Regions from separate parts of the Homo sapiens genome. Here all the other regions are linked to region 3. Evidence: chromatin contacts called from ENCODE Hi-C or POLR2A ChIA-PET data. All regions are on one chromosome and are shown on one strand. Each heading gives the region's core, a stretch centred on a gene start or an enhancer-like site at or near the end of the contact. The rest is flanking DNA. Distances are from core to core; before and after follow the strand shown. Region 1 holds the start of KLK4 (kallikrein related peptidase 4). Region 2 holds the start of PPIAP59 (peptidylprolyl isomerase A pseudogene 59). Region 3 holds the start of NR1H2 (nuclear receptor subfamily 1 group H member 2). Region 4 holds the start of AP2A1 (adaptor related protein complex 2 subunit alpha 1). Region 5 holds the start of NOSIP (nitric oxide synthase interacting protein). Region 6 holds the start of FUZ (fuzzy planar cell polarity protein).

The links. Hi-C counts contacts between places; a loop is a spot of excess contacts on that map. ChIA-PET counts read pairs that join two places held with the same protein, here RNA polymerase II (POLR2A). Pooled maps may share reads with other maps.
Region 1: a loop to region 3 is called in a pooled map, with 2.4 times the contacts of the local background. The contact joins the promoter of KLK4 here to the promoter of NR1H2 in region 3. A Hi-C loop is called at or near these places in 10 of 37 single-sample maps with no recorded cell type and 2 of 50 pooled maps.
Region 2: a map of posterior cingulate gyrus shows a loop between it and region 3 (4-fold over the local background). The contact joins the promoter of PPIAP59 here to the promoter of NR1H2 in region 3. A Hi-C loop is called at or near these places in 13 of 168 maps with a recorded cell type or tissue (Caco-2, IMR-90, MCF 10A and 9 more), 7 of 37 single-sample maps with no recorded cell type and 17 of 50 pooled maps.
Region 4: a pooled map shows a loop between it and region 3 (8-fold over the local background). The contact joins the promoter of AP2A1 here to the promoter of NR1H2 in region 3. A Hi-C loop is called at or near these places in 1 of 37 single-sample maps with no recorded cell type and 10 of 50 pooled maps. POLR2A ChIA-PET finds 5 or more read pairs at or near these places in 1 of 52 experiments (activated T-cell).
Region 5: a loop to region 3 is called in a pooled map, with 4 times the contacts of the local background. The contact joins the promoter of NOSIP here to the promoter of NR1H2 in region 3. A Hi-C loop is called at or near these places in 8 of 50 pooled maps. POLR2A ChIA-PET finds 5 or more read pairs at or near these places in 2 of 52 experiments (RWPE1 and activated CD4-positive, alpha-beta T cell).
Region 6: a loop to region 3 is called in a map of CD8-positive, alpha-beta T cell, with 10 times the contacts of the local background. The contact joins the promoter of FUZ here to the promoter of NR1H2 in region 3. A Hi-C loop is called at or near these places in 2 of 168 maps with a recorded cell type or tissue (CD8-positive, alpha-beta T cell and naive thymus-derived CD4-positive, alpha-beta T cell), 1 of 37 single-sample maps with no recorded cell type and 8 of 50 pooled maps.

Annotation. Positions count from the first base shown.
Region 1 is chr19:50,909,777-50,913,264 of GRCh38, forward strand. KLK4 (kallikrein related peptidase 4) reads right to left here and starts at 1,619. Exons shown (of 6, transcript NM_004917.5): 1 at 1,563-1,619; 2 at 902-973. The coding sequence starts at 962.
Region 2 is chr19:50,925,924-50,929,136 of GRCh38, forward strand. It overlaps PPIAP59 (peptidylprolyl isomerase A pseudogene 59), which reads right to left and starts at 1,694. Exons shown (of 1, transcript XM_047439804.1): 1 at 944-1,694. The coding sequence starts at 1,694. The coding sequence ends at 1,155.
Region 3 is chr19:50,374,185-50,377,706 of GRCh38, forward strand. It overlaps NR1H2 (nuclear receptor subfamily 1 group H member 2), which reads left to right and starts at 2,273. Exons shown (of 10, transcript NM_007121.7): 1 at 2,273-2,392; 2 at 2,535-2,642; 3 at 3,403-3,464. The coding sequence starts at 3,422. RefSeq lists an enhancer at 2,182-2,993 and a silencer at 2,814-2,903.
Region 4 is chr19:49,765,583-49,769,014 of GRCh38, forward strand. AP2A1 (adaptor related protein complex 2 subunit alpha 1) reads left to right here and starts at 1,419. Exons shown (of 23, transcript NM_130787.3): 1 at 1,419-1,618. The coding sequence starts at 1,552. RefSeq lists enhancers at 84-1,061, 1,115-1,883 and a silencer at 974-1,553.
Region 5 is chr19:49,578,576-49,582,122 of GRCh38, forward strand. NOSIP (nitric oxide synthase interacting protein) reads right to left here and starts at 1,981. Exons shown (of 9, transcript NM_001270960.2): 1 at 1,940-1,981. PRRG2 (proline rich and Gla domain 2) reads left to right here and starts at 2,741. Exons shown (of 7, transcript NM_000951.3): 1 at 2,741-2,906.
Region 6 is chr19:49,812,004-49,815,166 of GRCh38, forward strand. It overlaps FUZ (fuzzy planar cell polarity protein), which reads right to left and starts at 1,289. Exons shown (of 11, transcript NM_025129.5): 1 at 993-1,289; 2 at 612-733; 3 at 248-332. The coding sequence starts at 1,103. RefSeq lists enhancers at 1,160-1,966, 1,353-1,592, 1,803-1,852.

The DNA of each region.
Region 1 (3,488 bases), core at 369-2,868, 530 kb after region 3:
ACGGTGCAGGAGCCTGGTCAGGGATTCAGGGTAGTCAGGGCTCCTGGGAGGAGAGTCAGGGCATGGGGGTGGGCTGAGAAGGCGGGATCAGTGCTCCTAGGGTTGGGGTTACAGCGCAGGGGCGCCATCAAGGCTTCAAGAGCTGGGTTATGGCTAGAGGCAGTCTCAGAAGGTGGGACCAGGGCTTCTGGGGCGGAGTCAGGGCTCTGGGGTGAGCTCTGGAGGTGAGACTGGTGCCATCGCGGTGCAAAGCCACGGTCAGGAGGGGTTCAACAGAGGAGTCTAGGCTCATAGCAGTAGGATCGGGTCCTTCGGGGTGAATTAAAGCTCAGGGGGTGGAGTTGTTGCTGGGAGCAAGGATCGGGTCACTTGTCTGCGCAGACTGATGCTCAAAGAGTCGGTCCTGCGCCGAGTCACTCCTATCCTCTCCCAGCCTTGCCCACAGTCACACCAAGCCACAAGCCCATGCACACCAAAACACCGTTTTATAGTCCTGTGAGGTGAGTTCCTTGGGGATGGGAGAGGGGGATCTCAGGACTGAAGACCCAGGAAGCAGGCACAGATTCCCAGCAATGGATCACGCCCCAGGAAGCACAATCTCCTGCACCCTCGGCTTCCCCTGTCCCCATATCATCATTACACTGTTGTCACTCCACCAGATATTCAGAGGCACAAACTGTCAGAGTCTCACAGGTACAACCACACACCCAGGCACACTGCCACACACAAATTTACCACGATACAAGGAGTTGCAGGGGCACAGCCATGGGGGACGGATAACACGGTACCGTCTCACAGGCAGCTTTGCAGTCACAAGCAAGAGGACACTGAGTCACACCTGAACATTAACAAACACTGTGCCCCCAAGCACGGACAGACACACACACGCATACTCAGATACCTGCGACACCAAGGATGAGGTACCCCAGGAACCAGCCCCAGGGATTTCCTGCTGTGGCCATCACGTCAGCACCTGGGGATGAGGACTGAGACTTAGCCGTGTCTGGGGATCTTCAGCCCAAGTCTCTCCATCCCTCTCTTTGTCCCTCCCTTTCTTCCCTCTGGGACGTTATTAGGTAGGCAAGAGCCTAGACCATCTACCCCCTCTCCCATCCATGGACCCAGAACCTAGAGAGACAGATTTAGAGACTGAGAGAGAAAAAGAGAGAGAGAGATGGGAAAAGAGAGAGAGAGAGAGAACTAGGTAGAAAGGAAAGTTTAGAGAAAGCATCTAGCCATCTGTGAATGGGGAGAGATGGTGTCTAGCCACCCACAAACAAGCATGGAGGGAAGACACACAGAGAATCAGAGCCGGAGAGACAGAGTGCTTGAGAGATATCCTCAGAGACAGTCTGAGAGTTAGACATGGAGATATAGATTCAGAGAGACAGAGAGACCCCTAACTAGAGACAGTGACTCCTAACTAGAGACAGTGAGAGATCTGTCTAGAGAGATGTGGAGACAGAAGGCACAGAGGCTGAGAATCCAGCGACATGGAGCTGTAGGGAGAGTTGGATCATGAACACTGCAGGCTTTTAGTGGGGGACCACCAGGCCTCTTACCCGGCCACCTCTGGGCTCCTGGATTCCACTGCTGGGCTGAGCTCCAGCCTGCTGCCTCCCGCAGGGGCCTCCTTGGGGCTTATAAGCATCCTCAGCCTGGGCTGGCCTGCCCCCAGGGGATGTGTTCCAGGGGTCAGGTGCTGCAAACTTCCAGCTCAACTCTCTCAGGCTGCCTCAACTCTGACCAGGCAGTGGTTGGGGGCCCAGAAGGGGCTGGCAGCAGGGTCTAGGGACCCAGGGAGGAGACCCCTGCCCAGATCCTAGACTCCACTCTCCTTTTTCTTTCTCTCTCTCTCTCTCATTCTTTCTCTTTTCATGTTCTTATTCTCTCTCATGAGATACCTCTCTCTTGCCTGTATCTCTCATTTTCTCTTTCTCTTCTTCTTTCTTTCTCTCATTCTCTCTCTCATTATTTTTCTCGTGTTTTCTTTCATTTCCTCTCATTCTCTCCTGTTCTCTCTCATGTTCTTTCTCTTTTTAAATTAAATCTCTCTCTCTCTCTCCCCTCCTCCTTCATCCCTCTCTTTCTGTGCTTCTCCAGCAAATTTCCCCAGGTTCGTATCCAGCCTACATCACGAACTATTTTTGGAACCTTGGGCAAGTGACTGCACCCCTGTGAGCCTGTTTTTCCAACTGTAAAACTGGAGTGACCATTATGCCCCATTTCCCAAGTGGATTCAAAGAGGTAATTCAGGGAAAGGCACACAGTGCCAGGCACATTGTAGGCTCTCGGTGAGCGGGAGAACTAAAAAGTCTTCGCTCAGTGAAAAGCAGCTGAGTGCCTACCACACTCCGAGCTCTGCGGCAGGTGCTGGGGCCACAGGAGGAACCAGCAAAGTCCTCGTCACTGGGGATCGCGTCCTACCCGGGGGCACAGACCATAAAGGAAAACTGCAGGGACCAGCATATAAGGTGGTGGTCGGGGAGACTCAGAGAAGGGGAACATTTAAGCTGAGATCCCAGGGAAGAGGAGGAGGAGGGTCGCCGCAGCAGGGGCGGTTGCGGGGTGCAGGGGAGAACTTGGCTCCAGCCAGAGGAGGGCAGGGCGGGTAGGAGGGCAGGGCGGGTAGGAGCGCAGACCGGGAACCGGGCGGGCCTGCAGGAGTTTACGTACCAGGATTAAGGAGCTTGGGTTTTACTTAAGTGCAATGGATTTTAAGCACGAGGATGGAGTGACATAATCTTATTTACTTTTTAAAAACTTCCAGCTTGGAGAGTGATGGTGGGGGCGGGGCGGGGGGCAGTGGCAACAGCCCAGGTGGGAGGTGACGGGGTCAAGGGAGAAGAGAGGTGAATGGACACGGGGTCCCCTCTGCATGTGGAGCCAAGTTACTGCCCGATGGATGGAAAGTGGGGGGCCAGGAGCAGAGGGGCCAAGGATGGCGTGGAGGCTTGGTCTGCTGGCTTGCGCTCTACGGATCTTGTGGAGACGCATAGGTGCGGGAAGGGGGGTGGGGGGTGAGAGGGTGCCGTAGACCGCGGAGGGTGCACGGAGGGGCAGGCCGAGGTCAGGACTGCCGAGAAACAGCGGGGACTCATCAGGGGAGAGGTGGTGTTTACAGCCACGAGGCCGGGTGAGATCATCCAAGGAGTGGGTGGGTGTAGACCGCGGAGCCGGCGCGGGTGAGGGATAGTGCCCGCAGGTGACCGCGACGAGGCAGGAATGTCTCTGTGTCTCTCTGTCTCTCCTGGGTCTCTAACACTCTTTCCTTCTCCTTCCTTACTTCTTTCCCCCACAGCCCACCCCGTGTGTCTGTCTCTCTTTCTCTCTGGCTCTCTTTTCCTCTGCCTCTCTGGTCCCATCTCTGTCTCTCTCCCCCTTGTCTCTGTTTCTCTCACCTGCCAGACTGGAAGCATCCCAAGTGAGACCCTCCCCCAACTCTGTCCTGGGCCCGTGCGCCCCCAGATAACTCTGGGCAGGACGGG
Region 2 (3,213 bases), core at 444-2,943, 550 kb after region 3:
TCATTGAGTCAGTTGCGTAAGTTATACAACAGTGACTAAGTGTGAGAACTAGTGATGACTCCCTTCATTGTTATCAGTGGAGATAGATGATGCAGACCTGGCTTATTTCTTAAGGTGCACTGTTTCAAAAAGCTACAAAAACTCAGGACAAGCTCCTAATTGTGAAGATGAACAATTTCACTCATCTTGGTCTACTGCCTTGCAGGGGTGTTTTGGTAGAGTGGTTTCTCGACAGTTTTTCTTGAAACCCAAATCCAAATCCAAAGCTTTGCTGAGTAATCCATTATCCTTGAAACAACCCCGTGAAGTTGTACTATTATTCTTGCATTTGTACTATTATTCTTGTATTTTGGCTCGGAAGACTGTGTGCCTAGCTGCTCTGCTATCCTGTCTCTGTCCAGCACACACATACACACACACGCACGCGCGCACGCACACAAATGTCAACATTGGTTTCCTCTGGTTGGTGAGATCATGGGGTGTTTTTTCATTTTTGTTTTTTGAGACAGAGTCTTGCTCCTTCGCTCAGGCTGGAGTGCAGTTTTGTGATCTCGGCTCACTGCAACCTTCACCTCCGGGGTTCAAGTGATTGTTCTGCCTCAGCCTCCCCAGTAGCTGGAATTACAGTCTCCCACCACCATACCTGGCTAATTTTTGCATTTTTGTTAGAGACAGGGTTTCACCATGTTGGCCAGGCTGGTCTCGAACTCCTGGCCTCAAGTGATCTGCCCACCTTGGCCTCCCAAAGTGCTGGGATTACAGGCGTGAGCCACTGCACCTGGCCCAGGCTGGGGTTTTTATTATCAGAAACTGCTAGACTTTTTCCCGAAGCGGTTGAACCATTTGACACTCCCTTCAACCAGGTATGAGAGTTCGAGGTGCCCCACGAAGTGTGCAACATCTTGGCGTTTTCATCTTATTTATTTTTATTGAATTTATTGTAGTTTTTTGTTATTTAGTTTTTATTTCATAATCATAAACTTAACTCTGCAATCCAGCTAGGCATGGAAGGGAACAAGGAAAACATGGAACCCAAAGGGAACTGCAGTGAGAGCACAAAGATTCTAGGATACTGCAAGCAAGTGGGGTGAAGGGGTTCTCTCCCAAGCTACAGAAGGAATGGTCTGGTCGTTAAGATAAAATACAAGTCAAACTTAGAGTTGTTCACAGTCAGCAATGGTGATCTCCTTGCTGGTCTTGCCATTCCTGGGCCCAAAGTACTCCATGGCCTCCACAATCTTCATGCCTTCTTTCACCGTGCCAAAGACCACGTGCTTGCCATCCAACCCCTCAGTCTTGGCAGTGCAGATGAAACACTGGGAACAATTTGTATTGGGTCCAGCATTTGCCATGGACAAGATGCCAGGCCCTGTATGCTTTAGGATGAAGTTCTCATCATCAAATTTCTCCCTGTAGAGGGACTTGCCACCGGTGTCTTTATGGCGTGTGAAGTCACCACCCTGACACATAAACCCTGGAATAATTCTGTGAAAGCAGGAACCCTTATAACCAAATCCTTTCTCTCCAGTGCTCAGAGCATGAACCTTTTCTGCTGACTTTGGAAACTTATCTGCAAACAGCTCGAAGGACACGTGGCCTAAGGGCTCTCCATCAACGGCGATGTCAAAGAACACGGTGGGGTTGACCGTGGCTGATAGTACAGGACTCGCAGCGGCAGTGTCTGCAAAGCCTATTTTAATTTTTTAAAACCGATCTGATGGGTGGGTGGTAGCGTCTAATTGTGGCTTGAATTGGATTTCCTCTCATGACGAAAGAAGTTGAGCATTGTTTCGTGTGCTTTATGGCCCTTTGTATGTCTGCTGTTGTCAAGTGGACCTGTGTACACCGAGAGCTGACCCACTCGTGTATCAGTTCTGTGGGGCTGCTGTAACGAACTAGCACAAACTGGGTGGCTTTAAACAAAAGAAATGTATTCTCTCAGAGCTCTGGAGACTGTAAGTCTGAAATCAAGGTCCCCATGGTGTCGGCAAGGCCACACGCCCTCAGGCTCTGCGTAGAGTCTTTCCTGGCTTCTGTTGACGGCTGCTGACCACTGGCCTTCCCTGGCTGGCAGCTGCAATACTCCAATCTCTGCCTCTCTCTTCACATGGCCCTCTCCCTTTGTGTCTGTCTTCATATTTTCTTCCCTGTTTTTATAAGGACACCAGTCATACTGGATTAAGAGTCCACCATACTCTAGTAAGACTTCAACTACTTATACCTGAAATGACTGTATTTCAAACTAAGATCACATTCTGAGGTCCTGGCGATTAGAACCTCAACATATCGGCTGGGCGCGGTGGCTCACGTCTGTAATCCCAGCACTTTGGGAGGCCGAGACAGGTGGATCACCTGAGGTCAGGAGTTCAAGACCAGTCTGGCCAACATGGTGAAACCCCATGTCTACTAAAAAAAAAATACAAAAACTAGCCAGGCGTGGTGGTGGATGCCTGTAATCCCACCTACTTGGGAGGCTGAGGCAGGAGAATTGCTTGAACGTGGGAGGCGGAGGTTGCAGTGAGCCAAGATTGCACCATCCACTCTAGCCTGGGTGACAAGAGCAAAACTCCATCTCAAAAAAAAAAAAAAACAAAAAAAACAAAACAAAACAAAACAAAAAAACTTCAACATATCTTTTTGTGGGGGAACACTTCAACCTATAACATTATGGATTCAGTAGCCTGCCCTTTAAATAATGTCCAGGCTCTAGGCTACATCTCAGATGCGTCAGTGATGCATTCCAAAAGTGGTAGTGTTACCATGCAACCAGTGGGCTCACAGCCCCATGTGCATAGAGGCCAATACCATAGCACCGGCTTTTGAGAAAAGAAAAACTTAATTGCACGTTGATCAGCAAAAGGACATAGGAGGAAATACCTGACTCTGTCTCCCTGAGCTGGGGGCTGGAGCAGGTTTTATAAGCATGGAGTAAGGAGGCGTGATCTGATTGGATCTGGCAATAAGGTGATGCTGGAGAAGCATGATCTGACTGGATCCTGCCATGGGGTGACACCAAGGCTCAAATCTGATCGGATCCTGGATCCTGCCATGCAGTGTCAGCTTCTTAATTCAGTCCCTGCTCCTCCATCCAAGCACTTTGGTTCCCCCTGTGGTTGCACGCATGGTTCATCTGGGTGTACTCAGGTTATATGACCTGAAATACCATGGCAACTGAAAAACATCTCACAACTTTGTTACATAAAAGTGGAACCA
Region 3 (3,522 bases), core at 1,023-3,522:
GTAGAGACCAGGTTTCAGCAAGTTGGTCAGGCTAGTCTCGAACTCCTGATCTCAGGTGATCCACCTGCCTTGGCCTCCCAAAGTGCTGGGATTACAGGCATGAGCCACCATGCCCGGCTTTCTCACTCCTGTTTGCAATTTACAGGCAAGGAAACTGAGGCACGGGGAGGTTAAGGAACTGGGCTCAGTGTTACACAGGAAGGAAGTGACAGAGACACCAGGTTCTGCCATTTCCAACGCTCATGTTAATCACTTGTTTCGCTTCTAACATCCCTAGGTGGAAAATTCCACAATCTCAAACGATGGGCCTGAGTAGACATAATAAGTTACAGAAGAGCATGGATCACATAGTCCCATTTCTTTTTTATAAAGGCATACACATATGTCAGAGGCATTCCAACCACAGCGATTCTGTCTTGAATAGGAGCTTGGTAAAATAAGGCTGAGACCTACTGGGCTGCGTTCCCAGGAGGTTAAGGCATTCTTAGTCACAGGATGAGATAGGATAGGAGGTTGGCACAAGATACGGGTCACAAAGAGCTTGCTGATAAAACAGCATATGCAGTAAAGAAGTCAGCCAGATCCCAGCAAAACCAAGATGGCGATGAGAGTGACCTCTAGCCGTCCTCATGGCTCATTATACACTAATTATAACGCATTAGCATGCTAAAAGTCACACCCACCAGCACGATGACAGCTTACAAATGCCATGGCAACGTCAGGAAGTTCCCCTATATGGTCTAAACGGGGGAGGAACCCTCAATTCTGAGAATTGCCTACCCTTTTCCTGGAAAACTCATGAATAATCCACCCGTTGTTTAGTATATAATCAAGAAATAACTATAAGTATAATCACAGTGAACAGCCCAAGCCGCTGCTCTACCTGGAGTAGCCATTCTTTTATTCCTTTATTTTTATTGCATTTTATTTTTGAGACGGAGTTTCGCTCTTGTTACCCAGACTGGAGTGCAATGGCGCAATCTCGGCTCACCGCAACCTCGGCTCACCGCAACCTCCGCCTCCTGGGTTCAAGCGATTCTCCTGCCTCAGCCTCTCCCGAGTAGCTGGGATTACAGGCGCCCGCCACCATGCCTGGCTAATTTTGTATTTTTAGTAGAGACGGAGTTTCTCCATGTTGGTCAGGCTGATCTCAAACTCCCGACCTCAGGTGATCTGCCCACCTCGGCCTCCCAAAGTGCTGGGATTACAGGCGTGAGCCACCGCGCCCGGTCCGAGACTGAGCTTTTTTAATTCTTCCAATCACCAAGTTATTGAAACCATTTTTGCAAAATTTTAACAATGAGAAAATTCTGACATCTCAAATCTGGCCAGGCACAGCGGCTCACGCCTGTAATCCCAACACTCTGGAAGGCCGAGGTAGGTGGATTGCCTGAGGTCAGGAGTTCGATACCAGCCTGGCAAACATGGTGAAACCCCATCTCTACTAAAAATAGAAAAATTAGCCGGCCGTGGTGGTGGGCACCTGTAATCCCAGCTACAAGGGAGGCTGAGGCAGGAGAATCGCTTGAACCCAGGAGGCGGAAGTTGCAGTTAGCTGAGATCGCGGCACTGCACTCCAGCCTGGGCAACAGAGTGAGACTCCATCTCAAAAAAAAAAAAGTAAAAATAAGCCCGGTGCCGCAGCTCACGCCTGTAATCCCAGCACTTTGGGAGGCCGAGGCAGGCGGATCATTTGAAGTCAGGAGTTCGAGACCAGCCTCGCCAACATGGCGAAACCCTGTCTCTACTAAAAATACAAAAAAATGAGCCGGGCGTGGTGGCACATGCCTGTAATCCCAGTTACTTGGGAGGGTGAGGCAAGAGAATCTCTTGAACCCAGGACGCAGAGGCTGGAGTGAGCTGAGATCACACCACTGCACTCCAGTCTGGGGTGACAGAGTGAGACCTCTCCAAATAAATAAATAAAAATAAATAAAACTAACAAGCAGCACGACTCCAAAATCAGAAAACTTGTAACGACCAAAAAAGTGCAAACGTGCCTTAAATCAGTCATGTGCGACAAGCAGCTATAGCTAGGGTTTGGCCGCAGGCTCAGAGAAGCGCATGAATGAGCTAAAGCCACAAAGCGCGGGGCTGGAGGTTTGGCTCCCAAGAAGCGAGGAAATGGGTTCGGAACTCTTCTGCCAAGTCCCAGTAGATCTACCCGGTAAACTTCCGGTGAGTTTCCAACTTCCGTGCGGGGCAGCAGCTTCGGCTGGTCCTAAGCGGACCGGAAGTTCGTCAAGTTTCACGCTCCGCCCCTCTTCCGGACGTGACGCAAGGGCGGGGTTGCCGGAAGAAGTGGCGAAGTTACTTTTGAGGGTATTTGAGTAGCGGCGGTGTGTCAGGGGCTAAAGAGGAGGACGAAGAAAAGCAGAGCAAGGGAACCCAGGTAGGTGCACCCGAGAGTGGGGAGACGCAGGAGGAGCCCCGAACCCGGGGCTTCTCGGCGCTCCCCGCGTACTCCGCTCTGCCCCCTTCTCTCCTTCCATTTCCTCCCCTCGGTAATTCGCGCCTCCCGCGGCTGTTTCCAGGGCAACAGGAGTAGTTCACTCCGCGAGAGGCCGTCCACGAGACCCCCGCGCGCAGCCATGAGCCCCGCCCCCCGCTGTTGCTTGGAGAGGGGCGGGACCTGGAGAGAGGTGCGAGGGCGGAGCATGAATGGAGGAGGCGGGGCGGGGCATGATGGGAGGTGATGGGGCGGGACCTGCAGCGCGGTGCGGGGGCGGGGCATGAAGGGAGGAGGCGGGGCTGGGGGCGGGGCATGATGGGAGGAGATGTGGCGGGGCCTGGAGCGAGGTTGTGGGGGTGCAGTAGGAAGGGAGGAGGCGGGGCGGGGGCGGGGCATGATGGGAGGGGATGGGGACCTGGAGCGAGGTTGTGGGGGTGAGGCTTGGAGGGAGGGATGCATATGGGGCGGGGCAAGGTGTTGGGAGGCCCATGATGGGGGCTTTAGGGGCTGAACCTGGAAGGTTGAGGGCGGAGCATAGTAGGAGGAGGTGGGGTCAGAATGAGAAATAGGGATGCTTGGGGCAGAAGTGAGGTAGAGTCTTAAGAAGAGGAGGTGGGGGGAAACTACATGGCATGGAGGCCGTGAAGGCAGAGCATGATTAAAGGAGAATGGGCCCTACCTAGAAAAAGCAGGTGGATTGGACCTGAGGGGGCGGGGCCTACAGCAGGGGCGGGGCTTAAGACCAAGCTGAAGGCTGGCGTGGAACAGAAGGGGGCAGGTCTTGTTAGAAGGATGGGGAGGGTTTGTAGGCTGGCAGGAACCAGGGTTGTGGCTGAGAGTAGGGTCTTTGGAGAGATGGAAAAAAAAGGGAAAGCCCTGTCAGGACCTGTAACTGACCTAACCTAACCCTTCTTAGCCCCACAAGGCTCTCAATCCCCTGTATTCTACAGGCTGCTCCGTGACCCCACCATGTCCTCTCCTACCACGAGTTCCCTGGATACCCCCCTGCCTGGTGAGTGACTCTCTTCCCCACCCAGCCCTTATCACACACGAGCAGAAGCTCACTGTAC
Region 4 (3,432 bases), core at 169-2,668, 610 kb before region 3:
TTCCTGGAAACCCAAATGGACGCATCCATTGAGCCTGGAAGGTGGGCTCTTCTCAACCTCCTTTCCATCTCCCAGGATTCAGAATGGCCATTCCAAAGGTCCAGAACACACCCCCAAGGCTCATTCCAGGAATTCTTGGCTTCTGAGATTAGAAAAGGCTGATGGGGTGGAGTTTTGTTCCTACAGGTGACAGAAATGGACTCTTCCAGTTCCCTTTGTCCCAAATTTCTCAATCTCCTGGGGCGTTGGGAGTTCTGGCCGTTTTGCCTTCCCCAAAGCCAGTTTACCAAAGAGTCTCTGGGGAGCTGGGGGTTGGGGATGGAGGCTGGGGCTGGGCCAAAGCAGATTCACCTATTTCTTCTTTTAACAAATGTTGTTGAAACTGTTCAAGGCCAGGTCCCATTCTTGCCCAGAAGGAGTTCCCAGTCTGGAGGAGACAATCAATTTTGGTTTGATATCTGCTACAATGGAGGCTGCCCGAGAGACACTGCGGTTGGACAAAAAAAAAAAGGCAACATATATTGAAAAGTAAGCCAAGATACGGTTTACGTTTATTTCTGCTTTTTCACTTCCAAGCTGTGTGGCCCTGGGCAAGTCATTCGCCCTCTCGACCTAAGTTTTAACTTCTGCTTAATGGGACTAGCCTTGAATTACTGTTTTTCACTCTGAGATTCTAGGTCTCCTGACAACTCAAGTCCCGACACGTTGGCTGCAGAGAAGGGGGGAGGGGAGGAAGGCTTCCTAGAAGAGGATTTCAGCAGTCGGGGGTGACAGTGGAGGGAGAAAGGGAACACGGAGACGCTTGCGCAGTAAACACCGCACGCTCTCTTGCCTCGCCCAACCCCTTCTCTGCAGCAGGGAATTGCAGGCGTCGCTCCACCTATCCCAGCCGAGCGGAGTGACACCCTCCCCTCTTTCCTTCTCTACTGATCTTCGCCTTCCGCCCGCCCCACAGCCGCCCAATGGAGGGCTGAAGTAGGACAGATCTCGCCAATCCGCGACGCCTGCGGGGCAGGTCTACCCGTTCATTGGTCCCAGTCAACCTAAGTCCCGCCTCCTAGGACCGTTCCCCGCCTTCCTTCACGTCCCTCCCTTCCTCCTTGGAGAGCCGCTAGATCCAATCAGTGTTTGACCTGGCCGCGCGGAGGGGGCGGGCCCATGATACGCAATCGAACCCCGCCCGTCTCTCGGGCAACGCCTCCTCCCCCCCCTCCCCAGCTCCCAAACGGAAATAGCGGAACACTGGGCCAATCGTAGCGTCGTGCCTTTGCTTGGCGGCCAATGAGAGAGGAAGTGGGGGAGAAACCCGCCTGTGAGCGGCAGGAGCTCAAGCCAGTGGGCGGCTCAGAGCTCCGGACCGCGGGCGGAGGGGAGGGGCAGGGGGCGGTGCCACGGCCTGCCAGCCCGCCCGCCCGCCCGCCAGCCAGCCCTCCCCGCGGCCGGCTCGGCTCCTTGGCGCTGCCTGGGGTCCTTTCCGCCCGGTCCCCGCTTGCCAGCCCCCGCTGCTCTGTGCCCTGTCCGGCCAGGCCTGGAGCCGACACCACCGCCATCATGCCGGCCGTGTCCAAGGGCGATGGGATGCGGGGGCTCGCGGTGTTCATCTCCGACATCCGGAACTGTGAGCGCGCGGCCGGGGGACACTGGAGACGCGGGGGAGGGGGGAGCGTGAAATTGAGGGGTTTGGGGATCACAGAGGGACCCGGGGGATCAAAAGCCTCTGCGGCCGTATAGGGACAGCATAGATGGGCCCCAGGAAGAACTTTAGAGTGGGGGGCACGTAGGGGCTTGGGGTGTCATAGAGTGCCTCTTGAGGTGACGACACGGAGTAGCTAGAGGGGTCCGGGAGGGCTTGAAAGGGGAGGAAGCCAGTGAGGTCCCGGGGATGGGAGCATAGAGGTGTCCCCTGGGAAAGACTGAAAAGCTGGGGGATCTTACAAACGATGGGGTTAGAGGGATTCCCAATGTAGAGAAGAAGTGAAAGAAGTGTATGGCGGGGGTGCCCTGTGGAGCGATGGAATGGGAAGAGGCCAGAGGGGACCTGGAGGAAGTGGAATGCCGGAAGCCTAATGAAGCAGGGCTTGAGGACCTGGGATAGGGGGTGTCATACAGGGGAAAGGGGTTAGATAGGTCACCGAGGCTCCTGGCCAGTGGTATAGAGGAGGCCTGAGAGTGGTTGAAAGTCCATGAGTTTGGGGCAGGGAGATGATGGGACGGGGAGACTATAAGGACACCCTGGTGAAGGATAGAGGGGCTTCAGGGTGGGAGATTGCCTAGAAGACATGGAAGGCAGTGTGGAGGGGGCTAGAGGGGCAGCTGAGGGGAAAGGAGGGACCCAAGGAACACAGAGGAAAAGAGCTGTCGGTGTAAGGTCTTGGGAGAACCTGTGACAGGGAACGGGGGGCCAGGAAAGAAGAGGACATTAGAGTAGGGGATTGGGGAAAGGGTAGAAGAAGGAGCGCCCAGACCTCAAGGAAGGCGTTGGGTTCTGAAGTGCTTGAGGGGTAGATATCTGGAAAGCTGGGAATAGGGGAAGTCTAATCCCAGAGAGAGGTCAGGGGTCAGGCAGCAGGACAGGCAGGGATCTGAGCCCTTTTCTATTTGACCACAGTAATATGGGGACGGTGGTCCCTGCCAGGAAGAGTTGTCGTGACGATGGGAATCCTGGCGGCAAGTCAGCTCTCAACTCCTGGGAATGGCTGTGGGTGATTGGAGCTGCCAGGAGTCTTCAGAGGCTGCATCCGCATGGGCTCTGGGGTCAGCCAGACTTGGGTTTGCGTTTGAGCACTGCCACTCCCTGGCTGTGTGACCTTGAATGAGGGACTTCACCTCTCGGTTTCCTCATCTGTCAAGAGAGACTGCTGATAGTATCTTCCTGAGGGGCTTGTGACAATGCCCCTCAGGCCTTTCACTCGTTCCAGGCCCCAGATGGAACTTGGCTATTGTTTTTACTCCGTTGGCTCTGAACAGCAGCCCTGTAAAGTACCCAGTGATGGTTGTTGTTTTAGAATTTAACTGTTATGGAAGGATCTGGCATGTAATAGGTGCTCAGGGAACAGGAGGGTGGAAACAGTTGAGTATCAGTTGGAGGAGAAATGATCACTTGTTATGATAAGGGGCGGGGCTATGGGGGTTGTGGAGGAGCTGGGAGCCACTGTTAGCAGACGGGGGCTGCCTCTGTTACCCACCAGGGATGTGACCCTCCACGAGTTGTTTAACCTCTTTCAGGACGTTTTCTTGTCTGCAAACTTCATTCATAACAGTGTCTTGCCTCTGAAGGCTCATTTATTCATTCATTCACTTGACAAATACTTTTTGATTGCTCTAGTGTTGTCCAGGCCCTGTTCTAGGTACTGGGGTGACAATAGTGAACAGAAATTCCTGTTCTTGCTGGTCATGGTGGCTCATGCCTGTCATCCCAGCACTTTGGGGGGC
Region 5 (3,547 bases), core at 731-3,230, 800 kb before region 3:
CAGGAGGATCGCTTAAGCCCAGGAGTTTGAGACCAGCCTGGGCAACATAGTGACACCTTGTCTCTATCTATTTTTTCTTTTTTTTTTTTGAGACAGAGTCTCACTCTGTCGCCCAGGCTAGAGTGCAGTGGCGTGATCTCGGCTCACTGCAAGCTCTGCCTCCCGGGTTCACGCAATTCTCCTGCCTCAGCCTCCTGAGTAGCTGGGACTACAGGTGCCTGCCATCATGCCCGGCTAAGGGGTTTCACCGTGTTAGCCAGGATGGTCTTGATCTCCTGATCTCATGATCCGCCCGCCTTGGCCTCCCAAAGTGCTGGGATTACAGGCATGAGCCACTGTGTCTGGCCTATTTTTAAATACTTAAAAAAAAAAAGAAAGAAAACAGAAGCAGGTAAAATGAGACCACAAAAAAGCAAACGGGACAAATTCAGATGGTGGGATGATCAACTGAACTAGAATTAGTTTCTTCAATGAATCGATTACACCAAGAAATAACCAAAGTGGAGTGGAAGGGGGAACAGTTCTAAATTAAGAGAGATGTAAAAGACGATAGCAATTACTTAACTATATCCTGATTCCAACAAACCCACAGTTACACTGGACTTGACTCTGCACCACGTAATGGATAGTAGTCTAGAATTACGGTTGTTCTTTTAAAGTGTGATGATGGTATTGTGGTCATATCAGCAATGTTTCTGGTTTTTACACACGCACCCTGTTAGATAAAATTTATAGAAGGTCATTGGTTTGGATTGAGCTCCTGCACTAGGTTCAACAGACCAAACCAAAATGGAGACACTCATGCTAAAGTTCCATGCTTCCAAGCCAAAACTAAGTTGATATCTGATCTTCTGAGATATCAGGAGAGAGATAATAGCCAAATCCCCAAACAACCCAGTTTTAGCCCACCTGATAAAGGAAGTCCCCTCTACTTTAACCTTTAACTTAGAAATTTAATCAAGTTAATCAATTTAATCAACTAGCTTTTTGTTTTCCGTTTCTGATTTTCTCAGCCCTTTGTCTCTGAAAACAACCTCTGCTCAGCTCATCGGAACACTCACGCTATTTTCCATAATTAGATGTTGTTTGATTGTAGATTCACGAATAAATGCCAATTAAGATCTTCTCACTAAATGTGTTGCAATTTTGTCTTTTGACAATCCTTAAGTGTCATGATGCCTACGATTTGTTTTAATCTCTTTAAGTTTAAAAAAATACAGCAAGTATGGCAAAAATAATCATTGGTGATTTGGGTGACAGGAATTCCTGTATTCTTCTCTCACTTTTATATAAGTTTGAACATTTTCGTAAGAAAACATTAACATCAAACTGCCTCAAGGACCGTTCAAGCCCCAAGTTCACAGAATTAGCAGCACAATCAGAATGGGAATCCATGACTGCCTGACCCCGAAGCTCCACACAAGAAAACGTGAATCCCTGCACCAACCCCGAAAGGGAAGGGGCTGTCAAAAAGGTGAAGAGAAGGTGGCGATGGATGACTGCACAATCTAGTATCGCCCGCCGTCCCACCACAGTCTGAGAAACTGAGGCCAGGAAAGGAGTTCTCCCTCCTCAACTCCCACTCCTTAGACCCCCAGCAATCCCAGTCCACTCCTTCCCTTGGGACCACCAGCAAATAGCCATCATCTACAGCAGAACTGTAACTCTCAGGAGAACTGGCCGATGCTAGCTACCACTTGACTGAGTTTATAGTGAGAGAGAGAGACAAAGAGAGAGAGAACTGCCCGATGGACGGTTGGCCACCTCCAGCAGAGTGTAGTTCAGCTTCAAACTTGGGGCGCCCGGACAGCTGTATTAATAATGATTGACAGGGAATCGGGAATCCAAAATCTTGCCCCAGTCTCCCTCAAGACCCCAGGCCTCTAGCCCGCAGGAAAGCGATCCCAGCAACACTCTTCCTGCACCGCCTCGAACTCACCTCACTAACGACTCCCAGTCCCTCGGTCGCTTCTTCAACTGTGCCCCGACACCGGAAAGGAGCACTATTTTCCCCCTCCGCTCCGCCCACTTCCGCCCAGCAGAAGGCACCGGAAGTAGAGCTGCCCCTAGTTGCGGAAGTGCCTCGCCTGGCTTGCTCAAGTCCTCTCTTCTCTTTCTCTCTCCGGAAACGTGAGTAGCTAATCGAAAGTTCCGGATATTGAAACTGGTGGGAATATGGGGAACGCTTACTATGTACGAGGCATTTCCCAGGGAGATCGTTTTTTCCTGCTTGGTTCCCAGGTTTTGAGTCTCTCCAAGCCCAAATTTAAGGACTAATCACTTCCCCTAGAGATCGGGAAGCCCACTTTCCCAAATATATCATCCACTTTTCTTGCTGCATCTTAAAACAATTGAGAAGAGACAACTACGCTCCCATTTTACAGACAGAGCCATTGGGAAATTGAAAATCAAAGCCGTTCAAGTCGCTCTCAGGAAACAGGGATTTACTGCGGCACTGCCCAGCTGTCCCAGGGACTAAGGCATATCGTTCCCGCTAGTTTCTAGATACCTAGAGACCTAGATATTAATTTTTCTAGCTCGGACAGACGAACTCCCAGGGGAGAGCCAGAGCGGGTAGGGGTCGGGAGGGAGGAGGAGGGTCGAATCTAATCCCCCAGGTATCCCATGGTATTCGACACCTTGGCTTCCTCATGGAGCTCTGGCCTTTAAGTCCTTTATCCCAAGGTCCCTTTAAATACTTTGTCCCTTACCTGAGTCCCGCCCAGGGCAGGTAATGGCAAGTTCCGCCCACCTGCCAGAAACGGGGATCAGGCCTGGTTACCGGGAGTGGGGCGCCCCTCCTCCTTATCCCCTCCCCTCTTCCCTGTCCCCTTTCACAGCTGGCTGTAGCTGGCCAAGGAGTTCTCGATTAAAGAGGAAGGGGCAGTGCTCACATTTCTGGGCAGGTAAGTGAATGTCCCTGGAGGAAGAGCCTGGCTTGGGGACCCAGGCATCCTGGCTCCCCGCCCCTCCGAGACCCAGAAGTTTGGGGCTCCTAGGCCCAGGAGTCCAGGGCCCCTGCCCACTTAGGTCCCTAGACCCAATAATATAACTAATCCCCTGCCTCTGCCTCTCTCGTAATCTTTGTTGTCTGTGGGTGGATGTGACAATGAGCACAGAAAGAGGCACAAGTGGAAATTACCAGGAAGGGAAGACTCCAGATCACCAGTGGACATGTTTATAAGCATCTGTGTCAGGTGCTGTAGACACAGTGGGGAAAGAAAGATAAGCTGCCTGCTCCTTGCTTTCTTCTCTGGCGGACACTGCCTTCACTGAAATCCTGGCTCTCACACTTGCACACTGTGTGACCTTCGGCAAGCTATATTACCTCTCTGTGCCTCAGTTTCCTGTTCTCTATACTGGGGATAATAATAGGACTCCTGGTCGGGCGCAGTGGCTCACACCTGTAATCCCAGCACTTTGGGAGGCCGAGGCGGGTGGATCACTTGAGGTCAGGAGTTTGAGACCAGCCTGGCCAACATGGTGAAACCCCATCTCTACTAAAAATACAAAAAATTAGCCAGGCGTGGTGGTGCGCACCTGTAAT
Region 6 (3,163 bases), core at 39-2,538, 560 kb before region 3:
AAGCTGAGGCACGAGAATCGCTTGAACCTGGGAGGCAGAGGTTGCAGTGAGCCGAGATCAAGCCACTGCACTCCAGCCTGGGCAACAGAGCGAGACTCCGTCTCAAAACAAAACAAACAAACAAACAAAAGATTCCTGGGTTCTGAGGAAGGAAGTGTTGGTGGTCTGCACTCCTAGGTCTGAGGGAAAAGGATGCTGAGATCTCAGATTCCTGGTCTGGGGAGAAAAGAGGACTGGTGAGTCTCACCATGGCTCCAAACACCATTTGGAGTAGTCTCTCCAGCCTCAGCTCAGAGATGCCCACCTCAGATGACAGAACAATGAGGGTGATGCTGTGGAATGGAAGTGAGAAGAATGAGTCAAGGCCTGGGGAATCAGGAAGGGGTATGTTGGAGTCCGCCCATTGATCCTAGAACACCAGATACATCCTCTCTCAGACCAACCTGCCTTTCTTATAGAGAACATCAGGGATCAAAGAGGGTAACTGGCTTGCTAAAGATCCCATAGCCAAATTAACAGCTGCTTTTAGAGAGCTGGAAGGCCTCCGGGGTCATCTTCAACAGGGACTATCACCCAGGCCCTGTCCCTGTCCCACGTTCCCTCCTGGGGACCTGTCATGGAAGCTTTTCCACACCACAGTCGTGTTCTCGGTCCTCGCAGAGCTCAGCTGCACCTCCAGATTCTGCCCAAACATGTGGACTCCATTGAGGGAACCGATGACAGAGAACGGGAGCTAAGGAGGGGTTAGGGACATCAGACAAGAGCACCCCCCCATCCCCTTCCCCCTTAGGACCCAAGTGTGCCAGCTCCCAGCCCCATCCTCTTTCCATATGACCTGGCAGTGCCTCTTTGGGGAACCAGGCTTATTGGTCCATTGCCTCCTCGGTCCTACAAATTCAACACTGAAACTTCCCCAGCCCCTACTGCCTTGAAGACCCAGAGTCAAAACACCGAACCCCCTTCGGTTTAGATACAGGCGTCCAAGGCCCCACCTGCTGACGGGCGGGGGCGCCGCCGCGACTGCTCCTGCAGAATAGGGGGACCCCGCTGGAGGCCGCGAGGCACAGCAGATGCACAGTGCCGCCCGTCCCCTCCTCCCCCATTTAGGACTCCCACCGCGGTCCCTCACGTGGGGACTGTCAGTGCGGGTCTTGGAGCATGGCGGTAATCAGAGTAACTCGGCCTGTGGTCCGGAGCCGCCAGAGGGCGAGATGGGGAGCTGATTGGAAGAGGATTAACTTCCCGCCTTCTTCACCCAACTCAAACAGACCCTCAAACCCTATTCAGGCACCTCCCCCAAACCCATTAGGTTCTCTTCCGCCCTAGCCGGAAGTCACGGTACCCCTAACAAAGATGGCGGCAAATTGAATTTGCAAAGCTTTCTAGTTTCTCCGAGGAGGTAAAGAGAACCAAGAAGCCGGATTGAAGATGATGACTGCGCCAAGGCGTTGCCTAGCCACCATCCTGTAGGCTTTGATGATTTACATTCTAAACGGAAAAAACAGCTGTGCCCGGATCAAAGATTGCGATGGTCCCAAAGCATTGCCTAGCAACCACATTCCCTGTAGGTTTCCAGTATATAGTAGTAAACAATGTGCCCTACTCAAAGATGGCGACCGTGGCGGGGCGTTGCCAAGCAACCACCATTCAGCCTGATATCCATTCCAAGGCTGTAAACAGCTGTGCCCTGCTCAAAGATGGCGGCACGTCGAAGTCCGAGCACCCTCCTTGGGGCGAAATCGAGAAAAACACCATCTCCCCTACAACCTTCGAGGGTGGTTGAGTCCAGCGATCGTTGCCTAGTAACCACTAAAAAAAAGGTTGTTTTTGTTATTAGAAAAAAGAAAACAAGGAAATCCTTTATTTTCCAGAATAATAAAAATAATATCATTTCTGTAATGAATTTATACATGATAGCATACCATGTAAAATGTGAAAAATCCCTTCCCCAATTTTTTTCCTAAAATACAGTTTAACGTAGACTATTCATACGTTTTCACAAAGATGATCAATATACTAACATTTCCACACTTTCTTTTTTGCCATGAAAAAGTATGTCTATTTCATCTTAATAATGTATTTTTATAATCTATTTTATGGATGTGACAAATTGATTTGACCAATTCTGTATTGATGTACATTAGGTTGTTGAACTCCTCCAGACTAGCCAACTAGTGCTGGGACAGCATTTTACTGACTTTTTAAAATGCCCTTATGAATATTTTTATTATTTTACACAGGCAGCATTTACTTGTAATGACAAAAGTATTTATGATTCATTTTTCCCTTCCTCTTCCTTCTTGCAGATCAGCCCATCTTTCTAGCATAATTTTTAATTTTCCTACTTCCTAAAGTACATCTTTTTCTCTTTTTTTTTTTTTTGGGAGAGGGGACAGGGTCTCGTTCTGTCGCCCAAGGTGGAGTGCAGTGGAACCATCTCGGCTAACTGCAACCTCCGCCTCCAGGATTCAAGCGATTCTCCTGCCTCAGCCTCCTGAGTAGCTGGGATTACAGGTGTGCCCCCACCACGTCCAGCTAATTTTTGTAGTTTTTGTGGAGACAGGGTGTCGCCATGTTGCCCAAGCTGGTCTCAAACTCTTTGGCTCAAATGATCCACCCACCTCAGCCTCTCAAAGTGCTGGGACTACAGGCAGGAGCCACCATGCCTGGCCTAGGTACCATTTTAATCTTCCTTCTTGCCTATTGATATTTTTTTTCCTTTCTCTGGATTACTTTTATCTTCCTTACAACTTTATTAAAATGTTAGTTACACAGGCATAAAAGAGGGGGCTGCTCTAGATGAAAAGAAACTTGAGACATAATGTCTAAATATGTGTGTGGTCTTTGTTTGGATCCTGATACAAATAAACCAACTGTAAAAACACATTTTGAGACAATTGGAACGTTTGATTACACACTTACTGTTGGATGATACTAAGAAGTTAATTTTGTTACAGGTAACAATGGCATACTAGTAATGTAAGAAAGTGTTCATAAAATTGGAAAGATGCCTGCCAAGCACACAGGAGTAAAATCATATGATTGTATGGATTTGAAGGCTTCAGCAGGCCAGGCGCGGCGGCTTACGCCTGTAATCCCAGCACTTTGGGAGGCCAAGGTGGGCGGGTCACCTGAGGTCTGGAGTTCGAGACCAGCCTGACCA